2 separate regions of the Homo sapiens genome follow, and region 1 is linked to region 2. The links are chromatin loops, found by intact Hi-C in ENCODE. Cell type or tissue: A673. All regions are shown on one strand.

Region 1 (8,000 bases), 210 kb before region 2:
GTGTGCAATCACATGCATTATTTCCAGAGTCGAGGTGCTAGAGGAAGTTGGTGTGGACTAGAGAAGCAGGCCTGAAGACACAGAGCCTGTGTGGCATGGTTATTAGGACTTTTGGTGAGTAAGGCAGAGTTGAGACCAACGGTGGGAGAAAGAGACTGCCACAGGCCTCTGCTTCTGCTGGGCTTTGTCTTGTTCTCTCTTTAGATTTCTTTCTCATTGGCAATGTGTGTAGCTTCCAAAGTGAGGTGTAGGCTGTGGACTTAGTCTATTGATTGTACCACAGCCCAACAAATAAATGATACTGTATATTGTTAACTCCTTTTTCCCATCTCTATCTACTCAGGAAGGCTTAGTGTAGCTGTTTGGGTAGAGAGACAAAAACTGGATTCTTCCACAATAAGCTTCTTGACCAGCAGGTGAAGAAATAATCCTTGCAAGAGCCCAGATCCAGCTTCTTGTGAGACAATGGCTGAGAAGAAATGATAGACGGGCCTGCAGAGGCCTACACGTCTGATTTTCATCAGTCCCTTTAGGATGTGCTATGGTTTAAATGTGTCCTCCAAAAGTTCATGTGTTGGAAACTTAATTACCATTGTAACAGTATTAAGAGGTAGGGCCAGAGGAGGAAAGGCTGAAGGCGTGAAAAGGCACGCAGGCGCACTGCACGGACCGCCCCCCTGCTGCTGCGCACCTCACGTGGCGCATGTTACGCCAGGTACCACACGCCACGTACTGCACACCACGTACCACACGCCACGTACCACACACCACGTACCACACGCCACACACATTATGCCACGCACGTTACGCCACGCACGTTACGCCACGCACGTTACGCCACGCACGTTACGCCACGCACGTTACGCCACGCACGTTACGCCACGCACGTTACGCCACGCACCTCACGGCAGCCCTACACTCGGCCTGGAAGAATTGTTTTTCTTCTCTGGAAAGGTGAACATTTATAGCATTTATTTCCCAAATCTGTTAACATGGCAAAATATGTCAGTCTCACTGAAGCTAACGAAGAACTCAAGGTCTTAATGGACGAGAACCAGACCAGCCGCCCCGTGGCCGTTCACACCTCCACCGTGAACCCGCTCGGGAAGCAGCTCTTGCCGAAAACCTTTGGACAGTCCAGTGTCAACATTGACCAGCAAGTGGTAATTGGTATGCCTCAGAGACCAGCAGCATCAAACATCCCTGTGGTAGGAAGCCCAAACCCACCCAGCACTCACTTTGCCTCTCAGAACCAGCATTCCTACTCCTCACCTCCTTGGGCCGGGCAGCACAACAGGAAAGGAGAGAAGAATGGCATGGGCCTGTGCCGTCTTTCCATGAAGGTCTGGGAGACGGTGCAGAGGAAAGGGACCACTTCCTGCCAGGAAGTGGTGGGCGAGCTGGTCGCCAAGTTCAGAGCTGCCAGCAACCACGCCTCACCAAACGAGTCAGCTTATGACGTGAAAAACATAAAACGGCGCACCTACGATGCCTTAAACGTGCTGATGGCCATGAATATCATCTCCAGGGAGAAAAAGAAGATCAAGTGGATTGGTCTGACCACCAACTCGGCTCAGAACTGTCAGAACTTACGGGTGGAAAGACAGAAGAGACTTGAAAGAATAAAGCAGAAACAGTCTGAACTTCAACAACTTATTCTACAGCAAATTGCTTTCAAGAACCTGGTGCTGAGAAACCAGTATGTGGAGGAGCAGGTCAGCCAGCGGCCGCTGCCCAACTCAGTCATCCACGTGCCCTTCATCATCATCAGCAGTAGCAAGAAGACCGTCATCAACTGCAGCATCTCCGACGACAAATCAGAATATCTGTTTAAGTTTAACAGCTCCTTTGAAATCCACGATGACACAGAAGTGCTGATGTGGATGGGCATGACTTTTGGGCTAGAGTCCGGGAGCTGCTCTGCCGAAGACCTTAAAATGGCCAGAAATTTGGTCCCAAAGGCTCTGGAGCCGTACGTGACAGAAATGGCTCAGGGAACTTTTGGAGGTGTGTTCACGACGGCAGGTTCCAGGTCTAATGGCACGTGGCTTTCTGCCAGTGACCTGACCAACATTGCGATTGGGATGCTGGCCACAAGCTCCGGTGGATCTCAGTACAGTGGCTCCAGGGTGGAGACCCCAGCAGTCGAGGAGGAAGAGGAGGAGGACAACAACGATGACGACCTCAGTGAGAATGACGAGGATGACTGACGTCCTCTCGCCTTAAGATTCAGCTTCAGGAAAACATTTAGGGAAAAGAAACTTTTTTTTTTTTTTTAATGTGAGGTTTTCTGTTTCTTTTTTGCCTACTCCCAAGAAGATATTGGTAAGCTATAGAATTTAGATATGCACCTCTGATAAGCAAGGATTGTTTCCCGTATGATTAAGACGTGCTGTTGATGTGTGTTTTGATACCAGTGTGCTGACACAGAATCTTTATTTACTTTTTAGGATTTTGTGTTTTCATTTTCTATTTTTCTTTAAATGCAGAGTTCATTGTTGCCCCTTAACAGTTTTTCCTGAGTTTACTGAAGAAATTGTACTTCATCCACATCCATGAAAATAAAATGCTCTCCTTTTGTGCACAGTGAGTACCGAATGCCGTTTATTTGCCTTGGATTTGGATGGCACCCCCACTGATGCATAGCAAGACTCTTGAGTTTTCCATTTGTTCAGTTTTGCAGTGTCCAGAGCCCCAAGCAAACGGCAGAATTCTATTTTCAGAACAATAAACACCATCAATCTTAAAAAAAAAGAGGTAGGGCCTTTAAGAGGTGATTAGGCCATAAGGGCTGTGCCCTCATCAATGGATTAATGCTGTTATAATAGGAATAGACTCTTGATAGAAGGATAATTTCAACCCTGTTCCTCTGTCTTGAATGCTTGCTTGCCATTCTGCCATGTTAGGACACAGCAGGAAGGTCTTCACTAGGTGCCAAGCATATGCTGGCACCATGGCTTTGGACTTCTCAGGCTCCAGAACCATAAGCCAAATAAATCTATTTTTCTTTATAAATTACCCAGTCTGTTATAGGAGCAGAAAACGAACTAAGACAGGATGGCTGAAGGCTCCTAGCCGGCAATCAATGCACATCTATCTATGCAGGAATCATTTGCTGACTGGAAGCAAGATGAGTAGGTTTTCCTTTTTCAAATTGGTGAGATAGAACAGCAGTGGAGCCTATAGCAGTGTCATGGTATGGTGAGAAGAAACTGGGTTAGAACCTAGGTAGGGAGATCTTGACTCATTAATATGAGAAAGTTGTACCAAAAGTGTGGCTGGGGACAGCAGAGGGAGCTGTTGCTTTCTTCAAGCACAGTTTCACAAAGGGTCATCTTTCCAACCATATGCAGACCTGTCCAGAGTTCCAAGAAAAAATAGACACTAGGATAATCACTGTGAAAGCAAGACCGTAAGACCCATTAAGAGAGGGCAGGTAGTTAATTACAATGAGATACCACTTCACACCCATTAGGATGGCTATTATGATTATTATTTTGAGATAAGGTCTCTATTGCCCAGGCCTGCAGTGCAGTGGAAAGATCATGGCTCACTGCAGCCTCAACGTTCCAGGCTCAATCAATCCTCCCACCTTAGCCTCCCGAGTAGCTGGGACTACAGCTACTCCACACCTAGCTAATTTTTTTTTTTTTGGTATTTTTTGTAGAGTTGGGGTTTCACCATGTTGCCCAGGCTGGTGTCGAGCCCCTGGGCTCAAGCAATCCACCTACCTCAGCGTCCAAAAGTGTTGAAATTACAGGTGTGAGCCACCACACGTGGTCATGACTGACTTCTTTTACTTAGCAAAATGTTTCCAAGGTTCATCCATCTTGTAGCATGGATCAGTACTTCATTCCTTTTTATGGGTAACATTCCATTGTATGGATAGATAGACTTTTTGTTTATCCAGTCATCTCTTGATGGCCAGTTGGGTTGTTTCTGCCTTTCGGCTATTGCGAGTAACAGTGCAGTGAACATTAGTATGCAAATATCTGTTCAAGTCTCTGCTTTCAATTCTCTTGAGTATGTGTGTATCTGGGAGTGGAATTACTGGGTCATATGGTAACACTATATTAAGCCTTTTGAGGAACCACCAGGCAGGTTTCCACAGAAGCTGTGAAACTCCCACCAGCAACATACAAGACATCTAAGACATGGTTTCGAGTAGTCTTGGGAGTAGAGAAGACACTACCAAGGTCACCTGTGTATAGTGATGGCACTGGCTGGTCCCTGTTTTTTGGGGGATCGGTTCCCTTGTGTCCTGTCTGAATACTTTTCCAAACCATGCTGCAAAACACGTGCCTTTTTTTCCCCCCATCAAGCCTTAACATAGTTGCCCCACTTTGGAAGGCTTTCAGCTCCTAAAAATTTCTGAGGAACGTTGGATCACTGAGAGGGCTGCTCCTCACCTCCAAGGGACATGTCACATAGCTCCACCTGCACTGCTTGTCAGATGTGGACTCCATGAAGGGGTGGGCACTGCCATAGCCAGTGTTCAGCCTTTGCCCTGCCTTCCCCTTGGCGCTGGCACCTAGAACATCCGAATGAACAGTCTCCTAAGGTCTGGAGCAAAGCCTTCCCAGCCAAGTGCAGCCAGCAGCCCCAGACAGTACCTCCTTTTGCCTTCTGGCCTCCTAATGTGCTTTGCATTAAAATATCCATTTTGGCTTTGCCTTTGAGTCAATTCTCAGGGGAGCAAGTAAAAGCTGAGCCATGAACATGTGGCCCATGGAGATGTAGTAGACAGAGAAATGACTGCAGTTCATTCCAGTCAGGCCCTTTTGGCGTTTTTCCCACACACCAGCAATGCCTAGGACTGACGTGTCCTTGTCTGAGCTCCGCCACTAACTGGAGGTACAATTTCAGCAAATCCCTTCTCTTCTCTCAGTCTCAGTTTCCCCATCTAATAAATGGGCAGGGAATCTCCAGGAGACACTTCCAACTCTAAATATTCTATTACTAACATTCAAGCAGAGCCTGACTCTAAGAAGCACAATCGGCATCCTTTCTGTGCGATAGAATGATAGTCAATGCTTTGGAAGATATTTGCTTTCCTGGCGAAAATGGTATGAAATAAATTTCTTTTATAATGATTCTGGTCTCAAGCCCTCCAAAACCCAGCTCCACTCTTGAAATGTTATAGGATAAGTTTTTATTTGCAGAATTTGAGTGTGACCTTTGCTGAGGCAGAACATGGTTTTGGGGGAGGGGGAGAGGCAAATGGAGGTGGGAAATACTGGATTGTGATTAACCAGATAATGAACCCCACCTGCTTTTAATCAGCCACTTCCTGTTCTCCCAGACCTCTAAACTTTTAATATTAATGGAAACAGATTTGAATTCTGGAAAGAGCTATTCTGGAAAATAATTGGATATTTACTAGGTGAAAAGTGAAATTGCACAGGCATTTCATAGGGTTTGGTATTTGACAGGTGCCATTTTTTCTTTCCAATGTGTTGCATACCTCTGTTTTATAAACCAATATGGATAGTGGTATAAAAGATTACGGGTTTACATGGTGGCAAGGCCTGGGAACATGTTCAGGGGGGTTGGTGGGCAGGAAGAGAGAACTTCAATTGGGGACAAGGCTGAAATGATTTGATTAGTAGGAAAAAAATATTTGAAGGCAAAGAATATTTCTTTAAAAGAAATATACCCATGTTCATAAATGGAGATTGCACAGAGAGAGAGAGAGAGAGAGAGATTGGCTTACCTGTGGAAGTCTGACTGCATACAAGAAGGTAACGCCTCCCTTGGCTTCTTAAAGAACTTTGTAGTTAGAGAAGGCAGGAAGGCACTGGAAGAGAGTGGGGAGATTTTATTAAAACAAAGCACAGAGCTCTCCAGGGTTGCAGGCAAGCAGAACAAATGGAAAGCAGATCTGCCAGAAAGCAAAGGAGGGCTGCTCCAGTGGGGTGACTCAGGCCCTTTGGGTTCTTTCCCTTGAGCGTCTCTCACTTCAGTCATTACTACTGTGATCATTAGGATTCCCCGCGTGTTTCCTCTTTAATGGTCTGGCCCTAGTGTGGACAGAGCCCCACCTTTTTTATTGAGATGGGGTTTTGCTCTGTCATTCAGGCAGGGGTGCAGTGGCACAATCATAGCTCACTGCAGCCTCGACCTCCTGGGCTCCAGCAATCCTCCCGCCTAGCCTCCAGAGTAGCTGGGACTGCAGGGACACACCATCACTCCCAGCTTTTTTTTTTTTATTTTGTACAGATTTATGTTGCCCAGGCTCAAGCGATCCTTCTGCCTCGGCCTCTCAAAGTGCTGGGCCTCTCAAAGTGTGAGCCACCACACCTGGCCAACAGAGCACATTTTAGGGGGATTCCTTCAGAGACAGCTGAAACTGGCTGTCCCTCTGCCCCTCTCTCCTTCCCCCCCTCCCCCCCCTCTTCCCCTCTCCCCCTCTCCCCGCCTCCCCCTCTTCCCCTCTCCCTGTCTTCCCTCTCCCATCTCTCCCGCCTCACTCTTGTCACCCAGGCTGGAGTGCAGTGGCGCGATCTCGGCTCACTGCAACTTAGCCTCCCAGGTTCAAGTGATTCTTGTACCTCAGCCTCCTGAGTAGCTGGGATTACAGGTATGCACCACCACACCAAGCTATTGTTTGTGTTTTTAGTAGAGACAGGGTTTTCACAATGTTGGCCAGGCTGGTCTTGAACTCCTGACCTCAAGTAATCTACCCACCTCAGCCTCCTGAAGTGCTTGGATTACAGATGCGCACTACCACTCCTGGCTAATTTGTGTGTGTGCATGTATTTTTGAATAGAGATGGGGTTTTACCATGTTGACCAGGCTTATCTCAAACTCCTGACCTTAAGTGACCTGCCTGCCTCAGCCTCCCAAAGTGCTTGGATTACAGGTGTGAGTCACTGTGCCCGGCTTGATTTTCTTTTTCTTTTCTTTTCTTTTCTTTTCTTTTTTTTTTTTTTTTTTGAGACGGAATCTCGCTCTGTCTCCCAGTCTGGAGTGCAGTGGCAGGATCTCAGCTCACTGCAACCTCCGCCTCCTGTGTTCAAGCAATTCTCCTGCCTCAGCCTTCTGAGTAGCTGGGATTACAGGTGTTTGCCACCATGCCCAGCTAATTTTTGTATTTTTTAGTAGAGATGGGGCTTTGCCATGTTGGCCAGGCTTGTCTCGAACTCCTGACCTCAAGTGATCTGCCCACCTCAGCTTCCCAAAGTGCCGGGATTACAGCTGTGAGCCACCTCAACCGGCCTGGCCTGATTTTCTTAAAAAATATATTTTTAAATTTAAATTAAGGAGAAAACACCAAGGAAATGCTTTACAGAGAATACATGCAACACTCAAAACAGGCTTCCATAGCAGATATTTTCCTGATCCTGCTATAATTTACTTGTAGTCCCAGAGGCAGGTCTAGTTTTACCATAATCTTAGCTGCTTTCTGGTCCTGCTAGTTCCCTGTCAGTCTCAATATGACAGCCACCATCTTATTTCCCACCAGAAGAGTGTGAGCACCCAGTTATCTCTTCTCTTTCTAACCAGGGTAGAAGGACTTGTTTCCCCAGCCCTATTTTTTCTCCCTCCAATCAGTGGTTCTAGTTTTCAGCTGAAGGATTCTCCTTGTTGACCATCAATTGGTAGGTTGAGGTGTGTCTTTCATCTGTGAGTATAATGTTGGTCACATGTGAGGCTGGCCAGTGAAGTCTGGACTGCTCAGTGCAGGCTGAGCCACTGATGGGAGAACAATTGAGTCCCCCACTTATTGATGAAGTAGCATATTTAGGTCTCAAGGGACAGACAGAATTACTTTGTAGGGCTTTATCCATATCCTTTGGGGAGGACACTGTAGGAGTATTAAAGAAGTAGCTTAATCATATAAAAAGCCTTCTTCTGAGGAGGAGTCTTGATTGGCCATATGTGCCATTCCGCCTTTTCAGTTTCTTTAGATAGTTACTTGGAGAAAAAGATAAAATGGTTTAGCTTTCTCGAATTCATGAAGAAAATGGTGCTCTTATCCTGAAAACTGACTTATCCTG
Region 2 (8,000 bases):
CAGGATTTGGGAACTATACATTGTGTTCATCATATACACTGATTACTCTCATATCAATGCTGAATTCCACTCATCATCTGTCCCCACAACAGCCAACAGCATGTACTTGAAAAGCTGGTCAGTGCATGAATGATGTCATTCCTGCTGAACAACATTTAACAGGAGAAAGGCTGGCAGATGGGCAGTGTTGCCCAGGGTGGCAGAGGTGACTACAGACATGACCAATATACAGGAACAAACTCCTATTGCCAGATCCCTACTCATCATCCAAACATCAGGATAAACACTTTCTTGTATTCCCCAAAAGACAATGCTATGTCCCTACCAAATGACATACTTCCTTTGAATGAGTGGAAACCCATCCTAATCCCCAATAGACATAATATCCTGAATGTGGTTGGCAGAATAATGGCCCCCTCAAAGATAACCGTATCCTAATCCCCAGAATCTCTGAATATGATATGTTACATGGCAAAGGGAAATTACAGGTGGAATTAAGGCTGCTTATCACCTTATCTTAAAATGAAAGGTTATCCCTTCTGTGGAGGCGGAGGCAGGAGAATTGCTTGAACCTAGGAGGTGGAGGTTGCAGTGAGCCAAGACCGTACCATTGCACTCCAGCTTGGGCAACAAGAGCGAAACTCCATAAAAGAAAGGAAAGAAAGGAAAGGAAGGAAGGAAGAAAGGAAGGAAGGAAGGAAAAGAAAGAGAAAGAAAGGTGATCCTGGATGATCTGGGTGGGCCCAATGTAATCACAAAGGTTCTTAAAAGTAGAAGAAGGAGGAAGAACCAGAAAGATGATATCATAGGAAGGCTCAGCTTGACATTGCTGGCTTCAAATATGGAGGATGGGGCCATGAGCCAAGGAATACGGGTGGCCTCTAGAAGCTGGAAAAGGAAAGGAAATGGATTCCCTCTTAGCACCTCTGGAAGGAACACAGCCACTCTGGCACTTTGATTTAGCCCAGTAGGAGCTATTTCTGACTTAGGACCTCCAGAATTGTAAGATAATAAATTTGTGTTTTAAGCTGCTAATTTTGTGGTAATTTGTTACAGCAGCAATAGAAAACTAATATAGCATGGAATTACTAAGAGGTGCCCCAGAGACTCCCCTGGGTTCCAGATGACAATGTGGAACTTGGCCTGAGTGACCCTGTGACACTAGAAAACAGTGACGAATTCTCTCACCCTTTTGTGCTCCAGGAAATGACTTATTGCAAAGAATCATGCTTCTCCATATGAGTTGTGCATGACCTCCTTGTTTACTTACTGATGACAAGGCCAGACACAGACTCTCCAAATTCCCATTCTTCGTCATATAAATTTGTATTAGACTGTTCTCGCATTGCTATAAAGAACTACTGGAGACTTGGTAATTTATAAAGAAAAGAGGTTTAATTGGCTCATAGTTCTGCAGGCTGTATAGGTAACAAGGCTGGGGAGGCCTTAGGAAACTTGCAATTACGGTGGAAGGCAAAAGGGGAAGCAGGCACACCTTCACATGGTGGATCAGAAGAGAGAGAGCGAAGGGGAAGTTGCCACACACTTTTTTAAACAACCAGATCCTCATGAGAACTCTATTACAAGACAGCACTAAGCGGATGGTGCTAAACCATTAGAAACCACCTCCATAATCCAGTCACCTCTCACCAGGCCCCACCTCCAACACTGGGGATTTTCAACATGAGATTTGGGTGGGGACACAGAGTGAAACCGTATCAAAATTGAACTGACCTGGTTGTCCCCACTGACCAATCTGGACAAAATACCAACTAACTTGACTGGAGCAAACTTTAGTCTGGCTTCTCCCCTCTCCACAGACCCTTGAGCTTTGACCCACACTGTCAGCCTGAGCAAGTATCACAATGCAGAACAGCCCCTCCTTTCCTTAATGATCCCTCCAGGAAAATCAGCTGACCAAAAAGAAAGATTTTTTTTTTTTTTTTGAGACAGAGTCTCACTCTATCACCCAGGCTGGAGTGCAGTGGTGCGATCTCGGCTCACTGCAACCTCTGCCTCCAGGGTTTAAACAATTCTCCTGCTTCAGCCTCCCGAGTAGCTGGGACTACAGGTGCATGCCACCTTGCCCAGCTATGTTTTTGGTATTTTTAGTAGAGATGGGGTTTCACCATGTTGGCCACGCTGGTCTCAAACTCCTGACTTCAAATCATCCACCTGCCTCGGCCTCCCAAAGTGCTGGGATTACAGGCGTGAGCCACTGTGCCCGGCCAAGAAAGACATCTTTGATTGATTGTCCAATTATGCCACATACTCATTTCATGCCCTTGTATCTGGTTATTTCTAGCCTGCCTTAATTCTTCCTATAAAAGAAAAACCCTTTCTACCTGACTTTTGAGATACTTGCAGATATTATGGTCACAGGGTTATCCCTACCACAGTAGTCCCATTCCTTCTATTTCAACGGTCCCTTCAAATAAAGCGTCTCTTTACCAAAGTCCAGATTTGTTTGTTGTCGTTGTTGTTGTTGTTTTGACCCGTAGTCTTCCTTGGCTCCAATGTGTAGCAGCAACCTGATTTCTCTTTGGTAATCAGGATCCATGACTAGTAGATTAACCCCTCCTTATGCCAGTATTTTCAGCAGCACAAGGAGACCAAAATGGCCAAATGGCACTTTCAACTTCCAATTCAGTGGAAATACTGTTGTGCCTCTGGTGGAAGCATCCCCGCCTTGGGAACCAGTATCTCTAAATGAGCAGAGCTCAAAATTCCTGAAATGGAAAGCAAAAATTCAGGAAGTGGGTTATTAGGTGTAATCGTGAGAGGAGCCACCCCTACTGCCACTCCCTGATTTCTTAGCCCATTTATTATGGGTATGGAGAAGATAACACCACACTGTGGTCTCACATTTAAAGCACAAACTGCATCCTGTGAGCTGAATCCCATCCAGTCAGGATGTTTTTCTTCTAATTGGCACTGCAACTGAGTCTTCAGTAAGCCATTCCACCTTTCAGTTGGACCAGCTGTTTCTGGGTAATGAGGTATGTCACAACACCAGTTACATCCATGGGTATGAGACCTTTGCCACACTTCTTTTGCTGTGAGATGAATTCCTTTGCTGATAAGATTCAGGGCTGTGTGGAATGCCATGATGGAAGATTGGGCATTCTGTGAGTCTATGGATGGTGGTGCTAAGAGAAGCATTACTAGTAGGGAAGACAAACCATATCTATATTTATACCCAGATCTCTGTATCTATTTTAGTGAGGACAAATATTTGCCTCCATGGTGGAAGAGGTCCAGTGTCGTCAGTCTGGCAGTAGGTGGCTGGTTGGTCATCTTAGGAATGGTGCCGTATCTGGGGCTCAGTGTTCATCACTGCCATCAGCAGGTTAGGCCCTCAAGATAGCTTTAGCCAGGCCAGCCTTCATGAAGGGAGGTTCATGTTGTTTTGCCTGTGCCCAGCTTCCATCTCTGCCACCACTGCCACTTTGTCCACAGGCCTGTTCGGCAAGCACTCAGATGGCTGGAGAAAGAAGCTGACTGACATTGCCAGGGTGCATAATTTTGTCTACCTGATATTGTCACAGTCTGTGTCCATTCTGAGTCATCTGTCCACATACTTCTTCCCCAGACTTCCTCATATCCACACCGCTGACCCACTCCACAGTACCAGCTGCATGAAACAGCAGAGCCCCCTTTCTCCTGCAATGTCCTTCCATCGCCCTCTACTGGTAAAGCTCAGCATTTTCATTTTGGAATGTTTTAAAGAATTTTGTCCATTATCACAGAGCACTTATTGATGGATGAATTTGGAACTAAAAGATGATACATTGATAACTGGGAGAACTTCTTCACTTCAATATCACCAAAACCTTGGCCTATGTAGATTGGAATCTTGTTTGCTTAGCTAGTAAATTTCTGAGCCTCAGTTTTTTTTTGACCCTTGGTTAATAGCTCAAAAGGCATATTCCCCAACCCTGGATCCATCTGTAACATGAAAGGCTTAATACTTGTATGTTTTCAGCAACATAGTCCCCAAATACTTGAAAGGTCCCTTCATAATCTTGCCTAAAACCCCTGATCCCACCTTTTTCTACCCCACAGAATACTTGCTTCACCTAAAAATTTAAAAACAAGGTATGCATTCATTCCACAGTCATGGATGCTCCAAAAAGGTGATTAGGCTAGTTCATCTGCAAACACAGGCTTTAAGGCTCTTAGGTTTGAGGGAAGAAAGACACAGACACACATTTTTTTTTTTTTTTTTTTTTTTTTGAGACTGAGTCTTACTCTGTCGGCCAGGCTGGAGTGCAGTGGCACAATCTAGGATCAGTGCAACATCTGCCTCCCAGGTTTAGCGACGCTCATGCCTCAGCCTCCCGAGTAGCCTGGGATTACAGGCACACGCTACTATGCCCTGCTAATTTTTGTATTTTTAGTAGAGAAGGGGTTTCACCAAGATGGCCAGGCTGGCCTCAAACTCCTGACCACCCGCCTTGGCCTCCCAAAGTGCTGAGATTACAGGGCGAGCCACTGTGCCCAGTCAGAATTTTTTATACTAACATGCCACCCCTGCTTTCCTTCCAGTCTTTTTGACGCAGAGAAGGTCTACTGATTTGCATTAGGAAAGAATCGCTGGTGGTAATGAAAGTACTAGACAGAAGCTGACCTGATGTAACAATTGTTTTCCATACCTGAGATTTTACTGCTGCTACAGGGCCCTGGGCATCATGGTACTGAGCAGTTTCTGAGATAGCTTAGGCCACCAGTATGTCCTCTGGTGCATACTGGATATCCTTGGGCACGGTTGGTGCCCTTTGATCAGGGCCTACCCAGAAGGCCTAGGGTAGCTGCAAAACACTCATAGGACTGTCCCCAGTTCCCATAAAGCCTCTGCCTAGTTTTCAGGCAGACAGTTTTCTACTCTACTCGATGAAACATGCAAGCCCATTGTTCTTCAGCCCCTCCGTATGCAGCAGCCTGGTTCATTACATAATAGACTACTTTTACTTTGGATTGAGTCCACTCATCTCTCATAGCCCACTTTTATGTCTGCTGTCACTTCATTCAGTCTCTAAAACCTCTCCATTTATTAGCACCCTCCATTCAGTCTCCTCCCCAAGACTGCCTTTCCTCAAAGTATCACATTCTTCAATTGCCTCTTATTCATTCTTACATCTCTTTCACTCCTCTTAACCTTCCTTTACAGCACATGAAAACTTTCCTTTTCTCAGCCGGCTGGGCCTCCCCAGGTGTTGGCATGATAGCAGTTGCACTGTCAAGGTGAAGACTTCCTTACTAAAACTCCACTCTCCTCTGGCTGGTGTCATCCAGGGCCCTGGGGTAAAGAGACCAAGGATTGAGTCCAAAAAATCACTCCTGAGTCTGGTAGGGATAAAACATATTTAATTTAGTCATATGAGCCACTTGGTTTTTGCTGTAATGGCCATATTTTTTCCATTTGGGAGCACATTAGTAATTCTGAGGGAGAAGTTGGAGATTAGCAGAGAGAAATACAAGTAGGAAATGAAAAGTTTGCTAAGCAGAGAGTATCCTTTAGCAATAATTATGACCATTATTGAAAATGATTATCTTCTCTTAAGGATTTTCAGTTTCCTCTTTTAGAAGCTTCTAATTTTCTTTTTGCCCTTTTCATTTTACAAGCAATTATCCGTAAGTGCAACTGAAGTGCCAGGGATCTGAGTTGTTATTCTTAAAATTGAAAACTACCAAGTCTAAGGAGTAAATGTGAAAATTGATAATATTTTTCACATGCTGTCTCTGTGGGGTTTGTTGTTATTTTTAGGGGCATGACTTCCATAAAAAAAGAAAACAAGCTACTGTGTTTGTTTTCATTATAGAAACGACCACATTAGCCATGGTTTTAGGTCTTGATCCAACAGCCACTAAGTGAAACCTGCCTTGTCTGTTGCTCTACCCCAGACTGGTTGGGGTTGCAGTGAGACGAGTCCTCAAAGATTGCCACTTCTTTTTTTTTTTTTTTTAGACAGGGTCTTGCTCTGTCGCCCAGGCTGGGGTGCAGTGGCGTAATCATGGCTCACTGCAGCCTCAATCTCCTGAGCTCAAGCAATCCCACCTAAGCCTCCCAAATAACTGGGACCCCAGGTGCATGCCACCATGCCCGGCTATTGTGGTAGTGTTGTATTTTTAGTAGAGATGGATTTTCACAGTGAGCCAAGATTGTGCCATTGCACTCCAGCCTGGGCGACAGAGTGAGACTCCGAAAAAAAAACCAAAAATGAAAACAAAAACAAAAAACAAACAAAAAACACTAAACTAAGAATATAACTGGATTGTTTGTAACACAAAGAATAAATGCTTGAGGGGATGGATACCCTCCCTGCCAAAAAATGTCATGTATATTCTTAAGTGTTAAACAAGGGTACACCTGTATTCTAGGATTACATGATGGTTATGAGACCAAATTTAGGAGTAAAACGGAATAAATAAATACTGCAAAACACTTCCCACATTGTTAATATCTTAGAATTCTAAAGTTCTTAATCCCTGAAGAAAGCTATGGGTCAAAATTAATGTTTTCCAGTTTGGTAAGTAATTACAGACTCTAAAGAACTTACACTTTTCCCATTTCCCTCCTCTTTCCTATCCCTCTTCTCTATGCCACACCACCCCCTTTTCCAACGCCGTTTGTCTATGGGGTTATAGGCAATTTCTAAGCAAATTGCTTGAGTCTGGGTTCCTGAGAAGTGTAGATAGCACATATTCAATGATGTGCCAGAGTTGGTTTGTACTGGTACAAGATGATCGTGCACATTTCTTTCCAATCCTACATTCGGTGACATCTGTTGATAACTTGACCTTAGTCATGGTGGGAGTGTTTACTCCTTGGAAGTTGGTAAATACTACAAATCAGGTCTTTCCTTTTTGCCTTTCAGAGAGCTGGTTGTTAAACATTTACCACCACGCATATCCCTCTTGGGTTCTCTTAGAGAGACATTGACTATCTTCCTGAACAGGGTAGGAATGTATTTGGTAGCACATAATTGAAAACCCAACTGAACAATAGTGTAAACATATGTGTCTTATAGCAGGTAGTGTTGAGAATCATTGTTTGTACTGTAGGAAATCAACTGCCATGAGGAGTCATGCTTTAGCATTTGTTCAGCTCTGCCTTCCTTAGCATGTTGGCCATATGGTTCCCCTTTCAACCTATGTATTGCACCCCCAGACAATACATTTTGCATATGGCCACCAATAACTGCAAGATGGCCTGATAAATGTGTGTTTAGCTTTGCAACCTCTGCGGAAATGTTCAAAAATGTGAAAGCTGAAAAGTAATACAAAGAAACTTTATGTCCTCATCATCTGTCTATAACAATTATCAACCCATGATGAATGGGATGTAATCTCTACCTGCTCCCCCTTCCTAACAGCATGAGATTATTTTGAAGCAAAATCTAGGCATCATAACATTTCATTTATGTAAAATGTAAATATGTATGGGAGCCTGCTTGCTTTTTTTTGGGGGGGACAGAGTATCCTTCTGTCACTCAGGGTGGAGTGCAGTGGTATGAACATAGCTCACTACAGCCTTGACCTTCTGGGCTCAAGCAATCCTCACTCACTGCAACCTCTGCCTCTGGGGTTCAAGTGATTCTCCTGCTTCAGCCTCCCAAGTAGCTGGGACTACAGGTGTGTGCCACCACGCCCAGCTAATTTTTGTATTTTTTTTTGTAGGGACAGGGTTTCTCCATGTTGTCCAGGCTGGTCTCGAACTCCTAGGCTCAAGTGATCCATCTGCCTCCGCTTCCCAGAGTGCTGGGATTACAGGCATAAGCCACTGCACCTGGCCTGGGAGCTTGCTTTTAAAAGAAGGCATGGGAACATTTATGAATAGCCTTCATTAAATATGCAATTTACAGTGGTAGCTGTTTAGGGCCAGAATGTTTTCTCTTTTTGTGGGTGTAAGATGGGTGGCGGTGCAGAAAGAAGAATGATGACAGGTTCTGCCTGTAGTATTTTATAGACGGCCCTGTCCTTTCTTTATATCATACATA

Evidence for each region. A loop is a pair of places that touch in the nucleus more often than their neighbours do. Peaks named below come from ENCODE experiments on the same cell type or tissue, not always from the same donor. Only the 100,000 strongest peaks of a DNase experiment are listed, where the experiment ranks them.
Region 1: a loop joins it to region 2, with 2.9 times the contacts of the local background. A loop is called at or near these places in 3 of 110 quality-filtered maps.

The regions. Positions count from the first base shown.
Region 1 is chrX:133,211,252-133,219,251 of GRCh38, reverse strand. It overlaps TFDP3 (transcription factor Dp family member 3), which reads left to right and starts at 898. Exons shown (of 1, transcript NM_016521.3): 1 at 898-2,590. The coding sequence starts at 993. The coding sequence ends at 2,210. In A673, a CTCF peak has its summit at 3,286 (motif pointing right); DNase peaks (open chromatin) are centred at 1,381, 3,301 and 4,701.
Region 2 is chrX:133,000,909-133,008,908 of GRCh38, reverse strand. No RefSeq gene overlaps it. Among named protein-coding and RNA genes, the nearest start is that of HS6ST2, 46 kb to the right of the region's middle. In A673, a CTCF peak has its summit at 3,696 (motif pointing left); no DNase peak of the experiment used is centred here.